3 separate regions of the Homo sapiens genome follow, and all the other regions are linked to region 2. Evidence: chromatin contacts called from ENCODE Hi-C or POLR2A ChIA-PET data. All regions are on one chromosome and are shown on one strand. The core of a region is the stretch at or near the end of the contact, and the rest is flanking DNA. Distances in the headings are between cores, read along the strand shown. Region 1 holds the start of FASTKD2 (FAST kinase domains 2). Region 2 holds the start of SGO2 (shugoshin 2). Region 3 holds the start of KLF7 (KLF transcription factor 7).

What was found. A loop is a pair of places that touch in the nucleus more often than their neighbours do. ChIA-PET counts read pairs that join two places held with the same protein, here RNA polymerase II (POLR2A). Pooled maps may share reads with other maps.
Region 1: a map of CD8-positive, alpha-beta T cell shows a loop between it and region 2 (15-fold over the local background). The contact joins the promoter of FASTKD2 here to the promoter of SGO2 in region 2. A Hi-C loop is called at or near these places in 2 of 168 maps with a recorded cell type or tissue (CD8-positive, alpha-beta T cell and naive thymus-derived CD4-positive, alpha-beta T cell) and 4 of 50 pooled maps.
Region 3: a map of HepG2 shows a loop between it and region 2 (30-fold over the local background). The contact joins the promoter of KLF7 here to the promoter of SGO2 in region 2. A Hi-C loop is called at or near these places in 1 of 168 maps with a recorded cell type or tissue (HepG2) and 4 of 50 pooled maps. POLR2A ChIA-PET finds 5 or more read pairs at or near these places in 1 of 52 experiments (activated T-cell).

What each region holds. Positions count from the first base shown.
Region 1 is chr2:206,763,903-206,767,436 of GRCh38, reverse strand. FASTKD2 (FAST kinase domains 2) reads right to left here and starts at 1,831. Exons shown (of 12, transcript NM_001136193.2): 1 at 1,690-1,831; 2 at 1-793. The coding sequence starts at 743. It overlaps MDH1B (malate dehydrogenase 1B), which reads left to right and starts at 2,109. Exons shown (of 12, transcript NM_001039845.3): 1 at 2,109-2,187. The coding sequence starts at 2,166. RefSeq lists enhancers at 1,561-1,940, 2,191-2,330.
Region 2 is chr2:200,524,629-200,527,906 of GRCh38, reverse strand. It overlaps SGO2 (shugoshin 2), which reads right to left and starts at 1,700. Exons shown (of 9, transcript NM_152524.6): 1 at 1,655-1,700. RefSeq lists a silencer at 1,782-1,831.
Region 3 is chr2:207,164,225-207,167,352 of GRCh38, reverse strand. KLF7 (KLF transcription factor 7) reads left to right here and starts at 1,405. Exons shown (of 4, transcript NM_003709.4): 1 at 1,405-1,886. The coding sequence starts at 1,785. MIR7845 (microRNA 7845) reads right to left here and starts at 953; the gene lies at 855-953. RefSeq lists enhancers at 1-269, 270-977, 978-1,686, 1,694-1,793, 2,395-3,103 and 1 more and a silencer at 564-1,203.

The DNA.
Region 1 (3,534 bases), core at 582-3,081, 6.2 Mb before region 2:
GTGTTCTGAGGGATTCCAAGCTTCACTATGGCGTGAAGACTGAACAGTAGGTACTTATACTGCATGATCTTGGCTTCTCTCATCATATGTTCACAGAGCTGATTAAATGCAGGGTGGCTAAACATCAGTCGTTTTTCAAAGCGCTTCTGGTCATCAGACAGTCTTTTGGCAATTGTCCACATTGCTGTGAAATAGTTGCTACTAGGAAATGTGGGCGCTTTTGAAAATGCATCTAACACATCACTCAGGGAATTACATTCCTCAGACAGTTTTCTACTGCTGATACGGTTTGGTTTTGTTTCCTTGGTAAGAACATCTTCATTGGAGACTTCATGATTAAGGTTTACTTTCTTCAATTCATCATCAGATTTATCAACAGGGACAAGAGACTGCTTTGAGTCAAAAAACAGTCTTTTAGCATAAAGTAGTCTTTCAATTCTAAGGGCTGTTAGAGTGCTTATGCCCTTTGTTTGAAAGCCAACATCTGATTTAAAAATGAATGCATCCTGAAAGAGATATCTAATGATATCAGTTGATTGCATTCTGTTATGAAAGTTATTTAAAATGTTCCAGTTTGAATGAACTATTTTTGGTTTGCAAAGTCCCAAACAACATAGCCTCATAGTTCTGCTTGTTGAAACTAATGTACTGAATTGTCTAAGGTTCCAGAAAAAGGAGCCCGCTTTGTTATTCATTTTGCTCTCCACTGAAACACTTCCAAATGGCTTCAAAGTTGTCAACATGAAACCAACGTCACTTCTACTAGTGAAAAAGAACACGTGCTGTCGTTTTCCTGTAGGGGAAGAAGTAATGAAAAGAATAAAAATTAAAACAAAACTTTTACTTAAAGAAATGAAATGCATTTAACAGAAGAGAAAATGGGGAACCTATGGAGCCATTAAACATTTACATAAAACAGTAAAAGTTTTTTTTACCAATGTGGGCTCCCTCCAATCTACCACAATGTGTCCAGTTTCAAAGAAGCCAGGTCACTTTGGAAGTAGTCATTGTATTAATGAGATTTTTCTGGTGCAAAAGCGTTCCATAAAGCTTTCTCTGTAGGAGAGACTTTTGTTGGCATTGTTATGGAAATGTCCTCGGTGAAAATTAGGGGATTAGCATTGATAGATCATTTTCTTTTCTCTTCTCTGTTTTTTTTTTTTTTTTTTTTTTTTTTGAGACAAAGTCTTGCTATGTCCCCCAGGCTAGAGTGCAGTGGCGCGATCTTGGCTCACTGCAACCTCCACCTCCCAGGTTCAAGCAATTCTCCTGTCTCAGCCTCCCAAGTAGCTGGGATTACAGGCGTATGCCACCACGCCCGGCTAATTTTTGTATTTTTTGTAAAGACGGAGTTTCACCATGTTGGCCAGGCTGGTCCTGAACTCCTGACCTCAGGTAATCCACCCGCCTCGGCCTCCCAAGGCGTGAGTCACCGCGCCCGGCTGATAGATCATTTTCAACATGACGATTTAGCAACGGCCGAACCCAGACCATCAAGAATAGGGACCTGGGCAGGTAGAACGGCTCAGTGGAAGAAGCAGAAAACGAAAGCGATGTCTGCACGTGGCCTGCGCTTAAGAGGAAGATCTTATACAACCAGCCAGCCTCACCAGACCCCAGAACCAACTTCAAGAGCCTGTCCTTCCGCAGCTGGGCCGCCCAGCATTAACCCACCTCCTTTAAACTTACTTCCAGGACAACTCGTGAGACTCTTCTCCTCGAAGTAAAAAGTCTAGGATGTGATACGGGCTGCCGCTAAGCCCAAGCTCGTCCTCCACTCACCTTAGAGCACAAGACCGTGACTACGTACAGGAGCAGCCATGACAGCTTCCCCGAGAAGCTGCGCTTCTCACGAGATCTTACGGATTCCCTCAAAGGTCAAAAAGCATATGTTCGCGGCTGTAGCTGAAGGACTTACTTGAAGAAAGTTTACCAAGGAGAATGACTAATTTCCCTGCATACAGGAGTGGGGCTCGGGGATACCACAGAGCTTATAAGGGCGATGTTTGATCGTGTATCGCAACGTAACCCATTCAGGTCCTAACTTTAAACACCTAACCTCTGCTGGGCGCCAGACTTTGTAGTGCGCCTGCGCCTTGCCCTTGGCTGCGTGGTTGCCAGGAAACCGCGAAGCCGCGGTCCCTGCCTCTGAGTCTCTCTCGACCATGGCCAAATTCGTCATCGCGGGTGAGTGATCCCCGCGTCCGCCCGCAGATTGCTCAAAACGCCGACAACAGCTCACCTCCCATGGCCGCTCGGCTTGGCAGCCTCTATACGGACCGCTCCATGCTTTGCTATAGATTTATTCAAAGTTTTTTACTGGACCGTGACGGTGCGCCAAGCATTGTGGGACACTGGGGATGCAATGGAGGGAAACATATCCCTGCCTTAGAGGAGCTTTCAGTCTCATGGGGCACAGAACATGTACTTTTGATACGGTGTGATTAACGCGATGAAGGAGACCTGCACAGGCCTCTGGGAGCGTAGACTCCTAATCTGGGTTTGGGGGATGAGGGAGAGGTGGACACAAGGAACTGGCTGGGGAAGGTATTACAGGAGCTGAGTTGTGAAGGTGTGAGCTGAGGAGGCTATTCCAAATAAAAGCAGAGAGGCAGGAAGCTTCCTGGCCTAACAGAAGATCTGGATATGTGGGGCGTGACAGGACCTGGGGCTACAACAGGAGCAGGAGCCAGGTCCTTGCATTTCATGTAGGTCAAGCAAAGGTGTTTGAACTGTATCCTGAAAGCAATGAGGAATTATAGAAAAATTTTAAGCAGGAGAGTAGTCTTAATGAGTTTGCATTTTAGGAAGCCTGTCTTGGCAGCAACGGAGAGAATGATTGAAAGTGCTGGTTGACAGCAAGGACTCAACTGAGAAGGCTTTTATTACAACAATCCATGGTACCTACCTCCTCTCCTCGTAAAGTTTCTTAAAAGAGTAGACTGCTCTTCCATCTCCAGTTCTGCCTTCCAATCAGTCTTGGAAGAAGGCTTCTACTTCTGCTTCCTGACAGAAACTGCTGTCACCAAAGTCACCACTGACTTTTATAGAAGCTGTTTAGTCTTTGACTTATTTGATCTCTTTGATGCATTGAACACAATTGACATCTACCATCCACAGGAGATTTTTTTTTTTTTTTGAGACAGGCTCTCACTTTGTCACCCAGGCTGGATTGCAGTGGTGCAATCGTGGCTCACAGCAGCTTTGACCTCCTGGGCTCAAGCGATCCTCCCACCTCAGCCTCCCAAGTAGCTGGGACTACAGGCATACACCAGCATGCCCAGCTAATTTTTGTATTTTTGTAGAGATGGGGTTTTGTCATGTTGCCCACGCTGGTCTTGAACTCCTACGCTCAAGTGATTTGCCCACCTTGACCTCCCAAAGTGCCAAGATTACAGGCATGCACCACCACACCTGGCCCAGAAGAATATTTTTGAACACTGACTAACCACATGGTGGGAAGTCAGTGGAAAACACACAGAGAATGTTGCATGTATGACACTGACAGGGCAGGGTTCTATAGGAACGATAGCA
Region 2 (3,278 bases), core at 451-2,950:
ACTTAAAAACTGCACACTTACCCCCATTCTCCCCTTCTGTTTTATTTTTCTCCGTTAACTTATCAATGTCTAAGATAAAATTAAATAGTTAACTTATTATCTGTTTTCTCCTACTAAATTGTAAGTTCAATGAGGGCATAAACTTTTGTCAAATTTGTTTGCTTCTGTACCTTAGTACAGAAATGTGCCTGCCACATAGCAGCTGCTGGATAAACATTTGTGGAAGAAGTGACTATGAATGAATGGAAGAACTTTCCAATAGAAAAACCGCCCACTCTTGGAATGGGTCTCCTTTGAAAGTGTTAAGCAGATGTTGGGAGGTGTCAAGCAAATAACGGAAAGATGGTTTTAGAAGAAATTTCTGCAATGGGGAATAAGTTGAACCAGAAACCTTTCAAGATTAAGGCTCAACAGTTCTTTTAAACGTTTTGCCAGGAAGAAACTTTAAAATCAAAGATCACTATCTATCTCAAAGACAGTAGAACACAGAAACTCCCCACAAACTGTTGCATCTCACACACCTGAAAGGGATCCTAACATAGAAATCTAGTTCATCTCCCAAAAAATCCAGTCTGGAATATCAAATCTCACTTTACTAATTAGGAAACCACAGCTGGACTGCCCTCCCCAATAAGCTGGTTCTGACACAATTCCTTAATTTAATAAACGACACTGTCAATCGCCTATTCAAATCCTCATGCCAGAAATCTGGGAGTGTTCCTTGACACTGCCCTGCAACCCCCTACATCAATGACCTCACCAAGGGAAACTTTAGGAGCCAGAACCAGGCATTTGGGGTACTGTTCCAGGGTGATTTACCATATAGACACTGAGACATTATGATAGTGATTACAACTGTGTTGGAGCTCCAGTTCCAACGTTTCATAGCTATGTGATCTCAACACCTCTTCGTCTCAATTTCCAGATTTATAAAACCATAAAAAATAAGGGCATCTCCTTGTAGGGACTAAATGAGCCAATGTATGTACAGTGTCTAGTACGGGACCTGGTAAACTATCAGCACTCAATACCAGCACTCTGTGACACTTGTCCGGCCAGCATCTCGACTATCTCTAAATACGAAATACTCAGTTCCACATCCAATTCTCCTGAATTGGATACCTCATCTAAAAAATCATTGTCCCTATTCTCTACTGAAATCCTACCTGTACATCAAGCAGCTCAAGTTCTAAGTTCCAAGTTCTCCCTAGTCTTCCATCACCCCTTCGCCTTCAGCCAGCCTCTCCAAACGAGAGGGCTCCTTCGAGAACTTTGGCACGCAGTCCCTAACATTCATTCCGCAGACACGTACTGAGCGCTCACAATGCCCTAGAAACTGTTCAAGGGAGTAGAGCAGTCCCAGAGACAGAAATATCTTCCCTTAAGTAGCTGACCTAACTGGTGGCTCTCCCCGCTCGCCCTGCCGGACGCTCAAATCTCAGAAACAAGAGGCAGCGACTCAAAGCCAAAACAGGACTCCGTCAACGAACCCCTCGTAGCCGGAGAGGGGCCGCCGTCCCGGATCCCGGAGGACAGAGGGCGGAAGACGAGCCGGAGACCGAGGCGGACAGCGCCTAGAGAACCGACTCAAGAACGACACCGATCCCGACAGGGAGAGGGCGGTCACGTCAACTGCCGCAGGCCACTAACTTACCTCTCTTTCAGCGTGGGGCACCCCCACCCAGCTCCGGGAGCTCGGCGAGCAGCAGCGGCTGCGGCTTGGGTTTAAACGCCACAGCCGTTGGCGGTTGCCCCATCAGCCAATCGGGTCCTGCGAAGATGGAGCAAGGGAGGGCGGTTACTAGGAAGTGAAAGGCGGAAAGGGCGGGACGCCGCTGCTAGGGCAGGAAGGGGCGTGCCCAGGCGAGCCGGGGGCGGCACAGTCTGCGTGACAGGGGTGCTCTTCCGCCCTGTGTTGGTGGCGGTCCGCTGTCTCCTGAAGCGTTGATGGAAAAGGAAACTCTCCTCTGACATTCATTATCAATCACATGTCTGAAAGGCTTGACAGCCACCTCAAGTCTGTTAGAAGGTTTATGTTGTTTACTGGGATACTACCCACCCACATCTTACCATTTCTTCTGCATCCTTGCATTTCCAAGTGTGACGCCAGCACATTTAGTTTTCACTTAAAAGCTCTCCCCGTTTTTCTTTTAACTTTCTGGGGGAAAAGCAGCAATGACATTTCGTTGCAAACCCCGGATCTCATTAATATTTAGGTCTTGCACTAATGGTCTGTTTTAGCTGAATATACAAGAATGACGTTTTCCATTATACACAACTACATTTTAAAAATGTATTATTCACCTTATATTCCATGTCAATTCGCTTATTTTTCGCAAATTACTTTCATAATTTTTACAAAGAATTTGGAGAAACTACAAAGAATAAAATTTCCTCTTTGTATGCCATTGGACTGAAAATGAAAATAGCTTGTTAAATCAAGGTTCCAATAATTGATGATACAGTAATGCAGTCAGCTTCATATTCTTGTCAATTTTTTGTTCATTCGAAGACATTTGAGAATTACAGCTTTCCATTTTTACTTTAAAGAATCTAGACAAATGATGCAAAACATGCTTTTGAGTTAAGATCTTTTAGTCTAATATAAATCACGATCAGTCTCCAAACAGATCTGGTTACATGAATCTTGTGTAAGTAGAAAAGTATTTACTGATTGTCCAGCTGCTAAAATTCCAGAAGACAGTGGTTTACAAAGTAATATACTGGTTATAGAAATTTATGCTTACCTAGGAGTTAACTAGCACTATATCTTGTTTACCCAGCCTGACACATTAAATGCTCAATGTATGTTATATGTTTTTTTAAATGAACCTTGTAGTGACTGTGCCATTTAATGGTTATTTAATCTTGGCCAAACTACTTAATCTCTCTGGGCTTCTGTTTCCTTATTTGTAAAATGGAGTTAAACAGCATCCCATATATTTTTATGATGGTTTCAATCAATGGGCCCTTTTGTTCAAATACATTAATATTGCTCTCTTCCCAATGGACACATTTTGTAGTTACAGCTTCAAAACCAAAACAAATAGAAAAGGGAGACAGGAAAATCAGAGGTAGAAGAGATGCTAAAACATTTATCAAGACATGAATACCAAGACCTCTTTAAAAAAAAAAGTGCTAGCCGGGCGCGGTGGCTCACGCCTGTAATGCCAGCACTTTGGAAGGCCGAGGCGGGCGGATCACGAGGTCAGGAGAGCGAGACCATCCTGGCTAACACAGTGAAACCCCGTCTCTGCTAAAAATACAAAAAATTAGCC
Region 3 (3,128 bases), core at 156-2,655, 6.6 Mb before region 2:
AGCTCAGCTCACAGCGCATTTTGGGGAAGCTTAAACCACACTAACCATTTAAGGTCAAGCAAACAATTGGCCAACCCTAACGTGAATTGTGCAGGGTTTTCATCTCAGATGTAACAGATCTCTCTATGTCTACATCCCAACTCCAGAAAACGAGAAATCGAGTTCCTCCTCTCACCATCGAAGCTCTGCAGACACCTCGCTGGAGACCCCATGGTGAGCCTCATCACGTAAAGGCCCCCTCGCAAGCTGCCGGCTCCAGCTTGCGCCCCACGTCTACCTAGGCTCCCTCTAGCCTCTTTAACGCACAGTCGAGCAACAGGCCCCTTGCAATCAACTCTAGCCGCCGGACTCCCGACCAGGTCTCTCGCTCGGGGTCAGAAGGAGGCGCGGGAGGGAGGGCGGCGGCGGCGGCGCCCGCGGGGCGGGGCGGGGACTGTGCGCAAGCGGGGGGCGGGCGCAGGCCGCGGTCTCGCTCCGCTCCCCTTTGTTCTCTCCCATTGTGTGGCACTTCCTCCTCAGGCGCTTCTTCTCTGCACCCTGGCAGCCCGTGGGGAGTTCGGGAAGGGGCCCTGGATGCCTTTTCTGCTTGTTTTTGAGTACGTGAGGACCTCCCCGGCACCGCCTCGCGCGGGTCCCTGCCCCGTGCCCAGGCGGAGGCGGGGTGGCCACTGTCCTTCCTTCCCGCTCCGCGCCCTCGGCGGCTTCCCCGCGGCCCCCTGCGCCGCGCCCCCTCCAGGAGGCGTCCTGACCCCGCACTCCGGCCTTTCACCTCCCGACCGTCAGCCTCAGGGCCGCCGCGGCGACGCGCGACCCCTTCCCTCTGAGGGGCGCGGGCTCCGGACGCGCCGGGCTCTGCCAGGCATCTAGTGGAGGGTCGGAGGTCGGCGACCAGCCCGAGCCCAGCCGTCCCGGGAGCTGGCGCGAGTGTCGCCACGACCCTCCCTGTCCCTTGCGCTCGCGCTGCCCGGCCGCCGGGCGGCCGCCTCAGCCCCCTTATATAGCCCTCTAAAAATAGCTCGCCTCGCACCGCCTTGTAAGGCAGCAGGGAGATCCGCAGCGTGCCAATCCGCGCCCGCCGCCAGGGCCAAGCCCCGCCCCAGGCTCTGCTCCGGGCTCCCCATTGGTCCTCAGTGACTTCATGAGCCCCCTGTTTACCTTACATGGTCACACGCGGCCTAATGGACGCCCTCCTCGAGATCCCACGGCTGCGCGGAGAACCGAACGGAGGGAGGGAGTTTGGGGAGGGGGAAGAGCAGGAGGAGGAGAAAAGGGAGGGGGAAGACTACAAACTAGCAAGGATGGGGTGGGGGGTGGGGAGGGAAGGGAAGGGGGGGGAAGAGAAGCGATCGCGAGAGAAAAAAATGCAACCTCCCAAAATAAAGAGCAAAGATTGCATTAGGAGCGAACAGCGCTGCAGAAATAGATGGCAGCTTCGTGTCAGTGAGTTTGCATCCCCCTTCCTGATCCACGAGCTGGAGTGATTAGAGCCCTGGAAGGGAATTGTTACTCCCGTGGAGAAGTCCCCTTTTCCTGGCAGTCGTCTGCACTGTACACGCTGGATGCCTCTCTCCATCCACCCCACTCACTCGCTCCTCTCTCACCTCCTCTCTCCCTCTCCTGCATTGATTTTTTTTTTTCCTTTTTAGTTGACTGAAACAAAACAAAACAAAAGGGCCACTGGATGTCTGCCTTCTTGGGGGGTGAGCCAGACAGACTGACAAACAAACAGCCCCAACTGTGTTCGGGGGAGGGTTTCGCCTCCCGTTTTGCCCGGCAGCAGCAGCATGGACGTGTTGGCTAGTTATAGTATATTCCAGGAGCTACAACTTGTCCACGACACCGGCTACTTCTCAGCTTTACCATCCCTGGAGGAGACCTGGCAGCAGGTGAATGATTTAAATTACTTGTGTAAATCGTGTGGTGGCGGCGGAGACGCAGGGGCTGCGTTGGTGTGGGCTCTGGGTTGAAATTTTTGTTTGTTTGTTTGACTTTTTTTTCTTCCTTTTTGGCTGTCTGTTGTTGAAAATGTTTTCTGAAACAGTCATCTGCGCTTACCTCTCCACCCACCCCTAACCTCGTAGAGTGCCGAGCTGAGCAGCCGGTGCGAGCTGCCTGCGTTTCAGTCGCCAACACACATCCCTGCGCACACGTTGTCGGGTTTGCTGTCCCCTATCAGAGACCTGCCGAACTTCTGGGGTTCGGAGGAGCCGGGTGGGAAGGTGGTTTGGGGTGTTAGGAGCGATTGCTGACAGGGACCACGTTCTCGCATGCATGAGCTCTACCCACTTGATACCTGAAATCAGGTTCATCTGTTTCAACTGGTGCTTATGACCATCGGATGGGGGGCGGGGGAGGGTGGGCAGGAGCAAAGCGGAGTGTTTTTCAGTAATTAGCGAGTGTCAATAAAGAATAGGAGCTTGATTTTGAGATTAGAAGGTAGGCAAAAGAGAGAAGAGCCCACTGACAAAAGATACTCAAGGAGGACGGGAAGATGTAGCTGAGGCTGACAATGAATTGTAGGTTTTCCCAGTGTGATCCCTCCAGAAAGAGAACACCCTCTATGCGTGTCCTTGTTTCTCTTTTTTGTTTAGGGTCCTTCTCTAGTTAGGCAGCACAACCTCGGACAAAGGCTGATGTGTGCTTCCATGCCTTTGACTTTGTCTTAGAGGACTAGTTAAGAAACTCCCAGGATGCTGAAGGGCACCGATGCCAAGTTGGCTAGCCGTCCCAGGGAGGATGAAGTGGGGCTGGTGACAAGTTCACTGGGCTTTGTGAAGTGGAATAAAGAAAGTGCTGGTCAGTGGAAAGTGCTGGCTCTGCTGCGGAAACAGTGGTTTTTTTCAGCAGCGATTAGGAGCTGCTGAGGGGACATTCTGCAGGAAAGATGGTGGGTGGGGGCGGGGGGACACGGGTATTTAAAAATTGTACAGTGTGCACCATGGAAAGTCCAAGAAGACAGTCCGGATTTGCACATAGGAAGTGTGAACTTGTACAGTCCGTCCTGGAGAAACCCGCTTGCCCTTGGGGGGAGGGCTGTGAGAGGCTCGGTGTGTGGCTGCTCGTGTAATTTCTTCGCTTAGTGACAGCAGCTTGTTAAGGCTAATGAACGGCTGAATTTCCTCTGCCGG